Linked DNA regions of Homo sapiens: region 1 is linked to region 2. Evidence: chromatin contacts called from ENCODE Hi-C data. All regions are on one chromosome and are shown on one strand. The core of a region is the stretch at or near the end of the contact, and the rest is flanking DNA. Distances in the headings are between cores, read along the strand shown. Region 1 has its middle 23 kb from the start of SPRY1. Region 2 holds the start of FGF2 (fibroblast growth factor 2).

What was found. Hi-C counts contacts between places; a loop is a spot of excess contacts on that map. Pooled maps may share reads with other maps.
Region 1: a pooled map shows a loop between it and region 2 (3-fold over the local background). The contact joins the enhancer-like site here to the promoter of FGF2 in region 2. A Hi-C loop is called at or near these places in 2 of 37 single-sample maps with no recorded cell type and 4 of 50 pooled maps.

What each region holds. Positions count from the first base shown.
Region 1 is chr4:123,416,186-123,422,945 of GRCh38, reverse strand. No RefSeq gene overlaps it. Among named protein-coding and RNA genes, the nearest start is that of SPRY1, 23 kb to the right of the region's middle. RefSeq lists an enhancer at 4,082-4,639. Within about 2 kb of position 4,350, at least 12 of the 41 ENCODE cell types and tissues checked have a DNase peak (open chromatin) inside an H3K27ac peak, as active enhancers do.
Region 2 is chr4:122,824,829-122,831,962 of GRCh38, reverse strand. FGF2 (fibroblast growth factor 2) reads right to left here and starts at 5,132. Exons shown (of 3, transcript NM_001361665.2): 1 at 4,611-5,132. The coding sequence starts at 4,788. RefSeq lists enhancers at 3,600-3,649, 3,176-3,701, 3,690-3,829, 3,702-4,227, 4,510-4,589, silencers at 4,175-4,469, 4,810-5,289, cis regulatory regions at 5,789-5,827, 5,828-5,898 and promoters at 4,955-5,922, 5,091-6,273.

The DNA of each region.
Region 1 (6,760 bases), core at 3,101-5,600, 590 kb before region 2:
TCTTCTTTTCTGTAGAACCGTTTGTTGTTGCTTTTTTAAAAAGTAATTAAATAATATGTACACATACACAAGAGTTATGTGTAGTGTCAAATATCTTTTCTTAAATTCCCTAATAATTGAAAAAAAGTTTCAGTATTTTTTCTTTATTTACCACATTATTAAACATCCCAGTCCCACCTTCACTATCACCACTAAGTTCTAAATACAAGTAATTTATTGAGCCTTAAAATTTAACTGTACCTTAAATTTCCCTTTCTCAATTGAGAACATGAAACACAATTTTGCCAAGACACAAACTGCTACATTGGTTGTGATTAGGGAGGAAAATTTTTTTTTTAAATGCTGAGAGCCCTTATGAGTGAGTGACAGGCTTAATTAATGATCTCCATCATTCAATTTCTCCCATTTTCACTTTTCTCTTTCTTTTAGGGGATAAGTGGGAGGGAAAGCGTATGTTTGTTTGGCTCATCAGTATTGTGGTTTTAATTCCCTTATATAATTTTAAAAAGCCACTATGCTTCTGAGACTTCTTTTCAGGGGCTTTTTGTCCCCAGAGTTTCAAAACTCACGGCAAATAGTTTTCTCCAACCCTGCTTATTTCAAATATGAAACAGGAAACTGTGATGTCGTGTCTAGTAAACCATCAAAAGCACTCTGTTTAAAATAGAGAAATTAAATGAGCTCATTGCTGCTTTAAAATACCTTAATTTTTGGCAGAACACCTACCTATCTAGGAGTAAAAGGTTAATTAAATAAAAAGATCGTCACTTCTTCCTAAGTACATCAGTTGTTTTAGCAAATGAGTTCTTTCATCGGAAAAGATGAAAGATGTCATCGTTCTAGTACGAGAATGATGTGCACTGAAGACACTACTTACAACTAAAAAGTTCGTTTAATGCATGGAACAAGAGAATAATAGAACTTGAGCATTCTACTGATATCATTTTCATATTTTTTAATATCAATAACTATGTGGATATACGCATAGCCAATCACAACTGTATGTAACTGAGCAGCCATTTAGAGCACTTAAGGAGAACAGAATACTTCTCTGAGGCTTTGACATGATAAACATATAAGTTCACTATCTAAACATTAAGTCATATTTTAAATGGATACTTTAAGCAATCGCTTCCTGTACAACCAGAATGAGATATATGCTGATTTTAATGACAGTGATAATAAAGTTGGTTACGTAATTCCAACCCAGTCACTGGGTAAAATGATGAGCATTAGTGTTCAGAGGCAAAGTTTCTTAAGGGAAATTATTATCATGATTAATGTGGTTAACATAAAAAGTGGTAGGCTAGTGGGGCGCTGGGAGGGATGGAACAGCTGCTTGACTCTCACAGCAAAACAAGGTTCACTTTTTTTAAAGTTTTTCTTTACGAGGTTATTTTGTCGTAATTGTTGGCAATATTAGATAGTAATAGTTTCTTTTAAATAGAAAACATATATTCTTGCCACTGAATTTCTACATTTTCACTGGCAATCCAAACTTCCTTAGTGCTCTTTTGCTTATCATCAGTGTTAGTTTTCCTGCAATAAATGTGCTTAGCTAGATAAGTACTAGAAAGCTTAAATGGACGAGTTGAGTTTTTCTCTTTTTCAACTCTCTGAAAACAACTTCACTTTATTAAGAAGATAGAAAGGTGGGAAGTAAATGAAACAAAACACAAATTTTGGTCTTCAGAGTGACTGTTTCCTGAAAGATTACTAAAATCCTCAATTCTAAAGATTCAATGAGTTTTAGAAGATCATAAAAAATAAAAGTAGAGGAGTGTTCCCCTAAATTTTTATTTTAGAAAATACAAGACATGGCTGGGCGCGGTGGCTCACACCTGTAATCCCAGCACTTTGGGAGGCCAAGGCAGAAGGATCACGAGGTCAGGAGTCTGAGACCAGCCTGGCCAACATGGTGAAACCCCGTCTCTACCAAAAATATAAAAATTAGCCGGGCGTGGTGGCGCACGCCTGTAATTCTAGCTACTCAGGAGGTTGAGGCAGAAGAATTGCTTGAACCTGGGAGGCAGAGGCTACAGTGAGCTGAGATCGCACCACTGCAGTCCCGCCTGAGCAACAGAGTGAGGCTCCATCTCAGACAGAAAAAAAAAAAAATGGAAAAGAAAGTTCAAGACACTAGGAGACAGGTAAATAATGTATCCAAATGATTGTTAAAGCCCATTTGTAACTAAGAAATGGGTAGCAGGATTATGTGTCATTTTTAATTCATTATACTCATCTGCATTTTCAAAAACAATGTTACAATAAACATGTTACTTTTATCAGCAGATAAGAGGATTTAAATGCTTTCCCATTTCCGGCTGCCAGGTCAGCCTCCTGATCCAGCTCTTAGTGGAGATCAAGAGCTTATACTTTTTTCCTAAATCCACACCACTGGCACAGCACTGAACGCGTCCCAGGTGCTCAGCAAGTCTGGACTGACTAATTAATTGATGTAGGGGTCCTTCACCTTTGTACACCTCTGTACTTAAAACACTGTTCTCAAGGGTGTCTAAACACACTTAGAAAAAGCTGCTCTGGTTTTAAACGACATATAAATTCCCTACTAAAGCAACTTCTCTCTGTTCATCATTACTCAAAAGCAGATGAGTAAGGTGACATTTCACGTTGCTAGTTAGAAGTGGCTTGGAACAAAAAGCCACTAACTTCTGGTTTAGACTTTGTTCACTCTAAAAATAAGTTACTTGGGGTATCAGATATGACCTAGTCTTTCCTTTTTTTTTTTTTTGACGGAGTCTCGCTCTGTCGCCAGGCTGGAGAGCAGTGGCACGATCAAGGTTCACTGCAACCTCCACCTCCAGGGTTCAAGGGATTCTCCCGCCTCAGCCTCCCAAGTAGCTGGGACTACAGGCACGCGCCACCACACCCATCTTTAGTAGAGATGGGATTTCACCATGTTGGCCAGGATGGTCTCAATCTCTTGGCCTTGTGATCCGCCTGCCTCGGCTTCCCAAAGTGCAGTGGCGTGAGCCACTGCGCCCAGCCTAGTCCTTAACGTTTTTATCAAGAGTGCTGCCTACACATTTCAATTGTAGATGTATTAAAATTGAGATTACTCATTTTTTCCAAAGAATGTGGGAAAGCGATTGCCATAATCTCCTTAAGGACAAGGTCTCCATCATCCTTCCACCTCTAGTGCTGGGGCCAGGATGTGGGGCAGAGTAGGTGCTTGGTAACTGTTGAGGATTTAATGAATCAATCAATCAGTACTCCTACACACCTACCTTGTCACAGGTGGACACAATATGTTTCACAGAGAAGAGTGGTCTAAAAATATTTATTCCAAGTATTAAGGTAAACACCCTATCACTACCCAAGACACAATAAAAGGGCAATAAAACATTGTTTTCTACACGTTAAGCACCTGAAATCTTTTTTTTTTTAATTTGAGTTGGAGTTTCACTCTTGTTGCCCAGGCACTTTTGTTGCCAGGCTGGAGTGCAATGGCGTGATCTCGGCTCACTGCAACCTCTGCCCCGCTGGCTCAAGAGATTCTCCTGTCTCAACCTCCCAAGTAGCTGGGATTACAGGTGCCCGCCACCACGCCCAGCTAATTTTTGTATTTTTAGTAGAGATGGGGTTTCACCATGTTGGCCAGGCTGGTCTCGAACTCCAGACCTCAGGTGATCCACCCGCCTTGGCCTCCCAAAGTGCTGGGATTACAGGCATGAACCACAGTGCCCAGTCCCTAAAACCATTTCATAAGAATATTTGTGGCTAATGATTAAATGTAATGGGAAATAAAGCCTTTTTAAGCTGAAGCTATTTTAACAAACAGGAGAATTCTAGAGTTGAATTATGTGTAAAACACAAAAAGACCTTGAATAAATGTCAACAAGTTATGAAAATTGTTCACCTCATAAAACATATAGATTTACAGCCTGAGTCAAAATGCATGGCTTAAAATGACGCTGTTTCTCTAGCATCTTCCAGGGAGTGCTTTCTTGGTTACTCTTCAGTGTTTTAATAATACTCTTTTTTCTTCTGCTTTTTAAAACTTTTGTGCTGTCAGATATATATGATACTCCATGCCACCTTGCTAATGCTAAGACAGCTATTGTATCCATAAAACCACTGCACAGTGTCTAAATCAGGAGCTGAATATGTTCTTCTACCTTTTATCGGCTCTAAAAAATGCAGAGCAAACATTATCTATTGTTAATTACCTGTAAAGTAGGGCTTTAGCCACTTCCCCTGTTTCTAAGAGCCCTGAAGTGAAACCTAAAAGAAGTCACCCATTGTTTTCAATTGTGCAAGGGCCAGGAGCAAACAGGGCTCAAATTGCAGCTCTGAAAGGCCACAGGAAATTGGCATACCACTAATCTGCACTCAACTATTCAAAGAAACAAAGCCTGCATTCCTGCTGAAAAACTCACCAGCAGAAACCCAAGGCAGATCTGTTCAGTAAGGACCACAGAATAAATCTGCAGAAATAAAAGTTTTTAATTAGAGTGCCATGAGACCTGGCTCTAGTTTCCTAGCTCTGAGAGTAACACACATCGTTTAGATTTCTACGTAGTCTTCCCAATTTTCTCCAAAATGAGACTACATAATTAGAATCCTTCCTGTTTAATGATGTCAGCAGGGATGGGGTTGGAGGAGATAATAAGAGGTCAACTGTTCACTATAGATAGCTGAGTTATAATAAACTAGAGTACTGAAATAATAAAAATGTAAGGGGATTTAAATTTACTTTTGTGTATTTGGGCTTTAAACATTCCCTGTAAACACAACAACGTTGTTTCTAAAGCATAGGAGTTGAATACAGTTAAGAAATTGGCCAGATTATCTTTCATATGGAACAGAGCAATTTAAAATGAGCTTCCTATAACATTCAAGTATGAAAATAAGGATTGTTTTTTTCAACTGGATATTCCATCACAGCAAAAGTCATGAGCCAAACCCTGATGCTTCAGCTGGTTTGGCCCATCTGCTTGATCTTACATAGTGAGAGCAGAATGAACTAACAGAATCAGGGAGTTTAGGTTCTAGTCCTAACTTTATCAATAAATGTGAAAATCATAATCCTCCCTGTGTTAGATTTTATCTGCAAAACTAGGCTAATAACTTGGCCCCTCTTTCACTCGTAAGTATGTCAAAAGCCCAATATGTTATAACCTAGGTACTTACAGAAAATGTGTGCAATATACAATCTGAGATATTACTGTATTTACTAATAATAGTGCTTTGAGTGATAGATTCCATAATATTATAGATCTATCCCCAAGACCATTCAAAAGTATTTACAGCCATAGTACATATGAAAAAAAAGAATGTTTTGAGGGGTTTCATGCCTATGCCAAGTTCAGCAAGAAGAGTAAACAATAGTTTAGTATCCAGGAGAAAGAGCATTAGCATCTAAGAAGCTGGGAAGGGCCCTGGCATTTTTTTTTTTTTTACTTTTTTAATTACTCTTAAGGATACTTTGGACGCTTAACAGAGAAGACCAAGTGGTTTGCATTATCAATAACTAAAAATACATTAGTAAAATGAAGGAGGAGTTGATTCCAGGCATTTCCATGTCAGGCCTATCTATTTGGGATGTTATAGAAAGGATGCATTATTATATCCCGTGAGAGGTGAGCCAATTCCACAGCCTTGAACATCTGTCTCCTCTAGTGCCAGAGGTTTTACTGCCACAATTCTTAAAATTAGTCTCCCCTGGAAACCTTAACATGATCAATGATATTACTGAAATTCTCTGCAGCAGATAATTACATATCTTTTTTAGAATTCTATTTACTAGTATTTGCTAGACAAAAATGACTTTAGGCAGGAGACACATCATGTCAGAATATATATTTTATTAATGCAGTGAATGGCCCTCTGGCCAGAAAAACAGAAGCCAAATATGGGCTTTTATGACTCGATTGTAAAATGCAGGGAAAAATATCAATGAATATTTATTGAGTGCCTACTATGGGCAAAGCACCTTAGGAGTACAGGTAAATCTACAACATAAACCCAGTCTGAAAGAATTATAATATGGAAGGGAGACAAGACATAAACACTAAAAACTCAACATTAAAAGTAATGATCAGTTTACAGAATGTTGTTACTAAAGAATTTCTGAGAGAGATTATTTTGCCATGATCCAGTCAGAAAAGTAGGATTTAAACCTTGTTGCAAAGAATAGGATTGAAAAGGCAAAGACAGTGTCTCAGGTCTGGAGTTGAAGGTGTGTTGCAGGGACAGAGAGCGAACCAATTCCACTGGATAGAAGATTTATGTTTCAGAAAAGTAGGAAAGAAGGGTGAAAGGGCAGGGTAGGAGTCTGAAAGCGCAGCCACAAATACGCAGTGCATGAGTTTTAACTTAATCCTAGACTTAATGTAAAGAGTGACTGCAGGAAAAGACGGCAGGGCAAGAGGCAAAGACAAGACTTGGGGTGTCAAAAAGACATACAGTCTGATGAACTGGAAAAGATTAATTTTTAATATGGTTATTTGTTATGCAGTCATGCTGTAGACCAGTAACATCATATGATAAATGACACAAATGTTTCCAAGTGTAAATCATCATATTCCAAGTAGGCAGCCACCAGTAGACACACATTTTCCATTGGGTCAAAAGGACCCAAAATTTTATTTGCACACAAAAGTATAGTTGTGTGTTTTTTCCCCTTGAGAACGGATCCCATAGGTAACATCTGAACAGCCCCCATCACGAAATCGCCGCTCTATGCTCCCCGCTGCCTGCGGTTGACTTAGTCATTTGTTGTGCCATAGGAAGGAGG
Region 2 (7,134 bases), core at 3,883-6,382:
AGAAAGTCAATTTTATGCTTATGATATTTAAAGAACCGTTCTTGTTTTGTTCATTACATCTGTAACATTTTATTTTCTAATTAAACTTTAAAATTATGTCCTTCCACATAAAATGGCATCATAAATCAAAATGAGAATACTTAAAACCCAATTGTTACACCATTGTCAAAGTCTAATTACATAACGGTCATTTTATAAACAAATGAAACCCCTCAGGGCATGTCATGAGGGGATATTGCCTTTTCTAGGCTGAAGTCACTTGGCATCAAACTCATCTTAAAAGGCTCCTAAGGTGTGGTAATATCTATGACTCATGAATTGTCCTTTCATTGCTGTACTGATTACATGATTTCCAAGATTAAATGAGCTATTAGATTCTGACTTCATTTGTTTACTGCACCCAATATTTATTACAGTAAATATCACGTTCATTAAGTAAAATTATTGCTATCCACTTGCCAGATATTACCAAAGAGAGGTGGGGGGAGAGAATCTAGTACGTGTATTATTAAATCAATGGTTCTATTTACCCCAAAGGCAGTAGTGAAGAGATGGAAAGGTGGCTTTATCCAAAACCCCAGGAAATCAACCTGAGGCACCCGTAAACTAGTAAGAACTCTTCAAAGGGGCTAGCAGCTCACTACCCTGAAATGGAGGAAGCCTAACCAAAGTGGGGTCCAGCAGGGCACACTCTATGGTGGAATGAAGAGCGCACTGAGGCTGAGGGATGGCAGGAAGAGAAGGCAAGGGACCAGGTGGTAAGAAGCTCATTCAGGATAAAAAAAGAGGAAACCCACAAGTGAACTTGAGTAATTGGTGACTTTTCTGAGCTTCAGTATCCTCTTCTGTAAAAAGAGATGGGTAAACCAGAAGGTCTGAAGCCTCCCTTTGATTTCACAAGTCCATGTTTTTATGCTTGGGGTTGCATGGAACACATGCAGTAGCAAAGAGCCCAGGGGTCAGGCCCACCTACAAGCCACCCCTGCTCCACACTGGGGTGGGCAGGTCTGCCTTTCCAAGTCTCAGCGTCCTCTGGAGCCTGCAAGCAAAGAAGTGTGGCACACAGGCAGTCACCTCCTGGGAGAAGCCCAAGGGTAGATACAGTACTTCTAACTACTCTCATTTTTTTTTTTTTTTTTTTTTTTTGTAAATAAGAGCACCTGGAATAAATTGAATACTAAGTGTACATAAGCAGCATACATTTCACTTACTATACTCTACCACATGTTGTACGTGCTGCTTGGGATAAAGTGTTCTCTCTTCTGAATGTTTTTACACAGCTTGCTACTTTAGAGTACATACTTAATATTATCCATTCCCACCGCATTGAAAGAGGCCTGCCAAAAGTTAAGGATGCCAAAAGAAAGGCAGGAGTGCAGCGCACATGCTGGAGAAGGAGAAACTCTCTAACCACTTTTAACATCTTGTTTTTATCAAGACTCTCATGTCAAATGAAGATTATTCCAGGACTATGAGAAAAACGCCAGAAAATGGGCCCTTTTGAGTGCAAATTCAGGAGAATGCCCAGGTGTGAAGCACAGTTGACCTTCAGCAACACTGAAAAATTGGAAACATTTGTGTTGTGTCATCTTCTCCTACCTCTTCTTTTAGAAAATTTTCCTCTCTTTCCTACCTCACAGCTTCCCACTCTGCCTCCTCTTCCCCTGCACCTCTCCAGGACCCCATCATTTATATCACAGTCTTCAAAGCATCCCTCCCCAAACTCCAGTCCTTCTGGCCAGCTTTTGGGGAAGAAATTGCACTCACAATTTAATCCATACTAAATGTTAAAATCTGATAATGGTTGAACTTGGCCTTTCAAAAGTTACCTGCAGTTTAGAAAACATGTAGGCACAAAGTGTCATGCCAAAGGAAAAAAAATTCCAGTGACAGATGTTCAGGTCAGTTGGACAAAACAGTCTGAGGAATGAGACCATAGATTTTTCAACTTTTCAAACAGGTCTAGAAATCTGAGCCATAATGTAGTAGGAAACTGTGGCTACTATTAACTCTTCTCCATGTTTTCTGGTCAGTTTTATTTGTTTTGGGGGGTCTCCTCATGGTTTGGTCAACTATCAGTAAACATCCAATATGTGAGAAAATAATATACTGTACTTAAATTTATGTCCAGGTTGGGCTACATAGAAATAGATGAAATTTGTCATTTTTAGATTTGTATTCTTGTCAGTCTATTGCCTGGTACAGGTATCCTTTAAAAAAAGAGTAGTCTCTTTGGGGACTTGGGAAGAAAGGGTGGGAAGTTGGGGAGGGACAGGACTACAAACTGGATTCAGTGTATACTGCTTGGGTGATGGGTGCAACAAAATTTCACAAATCACCACTAAAGAACTTACTCATGTAACCAACTACCACCTGGTCCCTAAAACCCTATAGAAATAAAAAATTTTAAAAAAATTGGTAGTCTCCACAAGTCTGGATGAGTTATTCTACATTTCCCTTTTAATGTCTTGTCCTTAGCTAGTTATAAAGTTAGCAGAGTTCTCAACCTGAGTACTAGTGACATTTGGGGTCAAAAATGTTTTTGTTGAGGGTATTATAATGTGTATTGTAGGATGTTCAGCAGCATCCCCGGCCTCTACCTGCCAGATGCCAGTAGCACCCTTCCAGGTTACAGCAACCAAAAATGTCTCCAGGCATTGTCAAATGTCCCCTGGGAGGCAAAATCGTCCCCATTTGAGAACCACAGAGTTAAAGTAAGATTACAAAAATGAAAACCCAACTCACAGTTAGGAAGAAAAAGTTAACGGTTGTTTTTACAACGGTGGTAATGTGGTATGCAATTCAAAATTATGTCCACTGGCTAACCTCTACATAGTTTTATTCTAAGGCGAATCGGGTATCAAAATCTTCAAAGAAAAAATGATTCAGCAACTAATAGAGTCTGAAAAAAAAAGAGTATTAGGGGAAGCCCCAAATATTAATTTAATTTAAAGGGAAATTCTTCTGTCTTCTGGTCATAATACATGCTTTTTAATAAATAATTTGTGATACTAGAAAGAACAAAACCAATTGGGACACACAGCACCTTGCCCTTGTCAGCTGAGATGGCGTAGCAGACAACTGCAGAACAAACTTCAATCACAAAGATAATTTTTTGAAATAGATGAGTTCAAGTTACCAGAATAGAGAACTAGCACTAACCCATCTAATAGGTTACAAGCATCTTTTCAGTTTTACGGGATTAAGTGATTGATAAAATTTTTAAATTATGGCAAGCCTGAAAAAAATTAAATACTTGCCTCTCTTGCAGGTTGCTATTTTGGAAGCAATAAAGACTCAGCTCATATGAAAGTGTATTGCCCATTCTTCTGCCAATTCACGTTTGGTTGTAGAATTTTCTTCTCTTCCAGCCCCCCTCCACCTCCCCTCATGACATCCCATTAGCATCCCAAGACAAAGGCAGAACTACAGGGGAGTGGCGCTGGGACCCCTGTGGGTCTTTTCTCAGGCAATGAGAGAATCAGATTCTCCACCTGGAACCCATAAAGGAAGGAACGCCATAACACACAGCTTTTAAAACACATGTTTACATACACTTACAGGAGGACAGGTTACAATATATTCTAGTCCTCTTTCTCTCACTTCAAATTCCATCAGTGTTGTAAATCGGCTCATCTTATGCCCCTTTCTTTCTCTTTCCTCTAGACCAGTGGCTCTCAAAGTGTGATGTGATCAGCATCCCCGGGGAACATGTTAGAAATGCAAATCTTCAGCCCCCACTCCAGACTTAGGGAATCCCCTAAAGTCCAAGCACTCCTTATTTAGGCCAGTGTTCTTTCTAGAACCACAAACATTGTTTCTTACAGAAAGCAAAACTGCAATTCTCATTTCATCCTCAAGCCTGCTGCAAGGTAGTAATATATTAGCCCCACGTGAGCGATGAGGAAACCGGCTCTGGGGTTAAGCGTCGGCTCAAGGTCTCAAAGCTAGTCACTGCAGGTGGAAGATTAAAGTGTTTGCACTTCTTTTCACTACTGAAACAAAGCTATGGCACTTTATTAACAACATCTGGATTTTTTGCTGGTTGGCTGGTTGGTTTTTGTTTTTGCTCTTTCAGCTTTCGTCAATTCGGAAAAATATAAAACAGAGTGGGTGAGAGTAGTGTGCCATATGCCTCGGGTCGTCCCGAGTCGGAATTTAAGGGCAGGACTCTAGAAAGGTGTTTTTCCAGTAAAGACCGTTTCGTTCTGCTGCGGTCCTTCCTGTCTTTGTCCCCGGGACAGCACGCAGCAGATAGAAGCGGCCAGAGCTGCATGGCGGGGCCGCGGGCATCCCCGACGCGACAGGTTGTCCGCGGGAAGACAGCCAGTCCGCGAGGCCCCGGCGCGCCGCGGCTCCGGGCCGGGGGTACTGGTTTACAGGGCAAATTGGCACACCCCAAAGCCCAGGGGACACCCGGGCCTACGCCGCAGCCCGGAAAGGAGGGGGTGAGTGGTGAACCCGAAACCGCCGAGGGCCGCGCGGCCAGAAACCACACGGAGCGCTAGGGTCGCAGTGAAGATCCGGGAGGAGGGTGCAGGCTGGAGGGGAGAGAGCGGGCGAGAACCCACGAAATGGAAATGAGGCGGAGAGAGCGGGTCGGCACTCACTGTGAGGGTCGCTCTTCTCCCGGACCCCGTCAACTCGGCCGTCGGGGTGGATGCGCAGGAAGAAGCCCCCGTTTTTGCAGTACAGCCGCTTGGGGTCCTTGAAGTGGCCGGGCGGGAAGGCGCCGCTGCCGCCATCCTCGGGCAAGGCGGGCAGCGTGGTGATGCTCCCGGCTGCCATGGTCCCTGCGGGGCCCGGCCGGGATCCCCGAGCCGCTGGAGCCGCGCGGGGAGCCGCCGTCCCCCGGCCCCGGCCCCGGCCTCCGACCCGCTCCGGGGCACGGCCCCGGCCCCGGCCCCCCAGCCTCCCGCCCGGCAGCGCGCGGCCGCGCCCGCGGTCCCCCAGCCTCGAGCCGCTCGGCCGCTCTTCTGTCCGCCGGCCCCTGGTGCGCGGCGAGCCGGCGGCCCGGGACCTGGGGTTCACGGATGGGTGTCTCCGCGGACGCCGCCTGGGGAGAGCCGCCTCCCAAGCTGCAGCGCCCGGGATCCCGTTGCAACCGCGGGCACCGCGTCCGCTAATCTGGCACCCGCCGGGCCGCGGCGTCACATCTTCTACATCTCCACCCCCCACACCCACCAGCCTCCCGCGCCCCCAGTTCTCCTCCCTCCTGCGCGCCGCCCCCTACTCGCTCGGGTTTTCTGGGGCCGGCCTCTGAGTTCGGCGGTTCGGCCACAACACGCAAGCGCGCGACATCAGTCCGGCGGGGAGCCCGGCCTCAGTCGGGGGCGGGGGAGAGGCGAGGGGCGGGGGGCGCGCGTCGGAGGCCGCGGCAGGGCTTTGGCATTCCCTGGGCTCCACCGCCCCTTATCCCCCAAAAGTCACCCCCGCCCAACCCCCGCACCACCCAAACCACGTTTAGGCTTTCTCCACACTGCGGGGCTTTTGCTGCGCAACCAGCCGTGACTCAACTTTTAAAAGTTTAAACTCAACTTTCTCCCCCATTTTTTCCCCGCTAGCGTTTCAAAACGGAGAAGCCGTTTCCACCCCAAAGTAGAGAAGTTGCAATCCAAGGAAGAGTCTGTGTCAGAGCAGGCTTTGAAAATCTCTAAATCACCAAAAGACGAGGGGTACAAGTGGGGCATAAACTTTAAAATTAAAGGACAGAGGCTGAAGTCGTCTACCAACAAAAGGAGAGAAAGAGGCCAGAGAAGGGGAGCAGATTGGGTTGCTAAAACGAAAAGGTTTCCTTTACTGACCTATCTTGAATTAGACGACGCAGAAAGATGAGGATGGGGATAAGGATAAATCCTTATCGCGATCGAAGCGCATTAATGTCTTAACTCGGACCTGGCATTTGCCCTAGCTAAATTGTTATGCATTTCTTGGAGAGAGAGTTATTTTCTGTAAATCCCAAATGTAAAATTGAAGTTAATTGCATTTTGGTAATTTTCAGTAGGATATAGCAGGTGCCACAGATGACTAGGAAAATATCTATTCAGAAAACTTGCATGTATTGAGTACCTACTGTGTGCAACACATAATGTTGAGTGTGTGGGAGATGCCAAATCTGATGCCAGCGTCTCACACACTGAGGGAGATAAGATGGGTAGCATGAGTAACACAAATAGCAGTAGAAAGTAGGCCATAGAAGAGTAAGACTAAGTGCTGTGACATTTCAGACATCGGATAACTCAGCGTGGGGAGGCAGGAGATTTGGGGAAGCTTCTAGAAGGAGTTGCAAGTATGGACGTGCCTCCTTGTAGAAACATTAGGTTTCAAAAGGCCATGCATAAGTGCATTTGTTCTTAAGTCTCCAAGAAGGCTTTAACTCCAGATGCATTTCTAGAATGTTACATACAGGAGAATGAGTAAATTCTTTGAAGCTTTAAAACCAGGCATACTGTTTTTATTTTTATTATTTATTTATTTTTTTTAGACAGAGTTTTGCTCTTGTTGCCCAGGCTGGAGATCAATGGCACGATCTCGGCTCACCGCAACCTCCACCTCCTGGGTTCAAGCGATTCTCCTACTTCAGCCTACCGAATAGCTGGGATTACAGGCATGCGCCACCACCACGCAGGGCTAATTTTTTGTATTTTTAGTAGAGACGGGGTTTCTCCATGTTGGTCAGGCTGGTCTCGAACTCCCAACCTCAGGTGATCTGCCCGCCTCAGCCTCCCATAGTACTGGGATTACAGGCGTGAGCCACCGCGCCAGGCCCAAAACCAGGCATATTCTTCTTTCTTCTTGCAGTTGGTATATGTTCTATAGAGGAGGAAAAAAAAAATTTCCCCATTCATTACTAGGTTTATGGCTGAAGCCCCTGTAACAAAAGACACATTAACAAGAGAAAAACATACTAACTTATTTATGTGAGTTTTACACAAAACAGGAGACTTCAGAAATTAAGACCCAAAGTTAAGAGGGAAGCCTGTGTATTTTTAAGGCTAGGATTGATAAAGAAGTGGAAGTCATGGAGAAGTATGATTGGACAAATCTGTGATCTAATGGTAATAAACTGGGGGGACTTACTTAGCAAGGCCTATTTGCTCAGATTCTTTTCCCTGTCCGTGTGTCTTCAGAGAT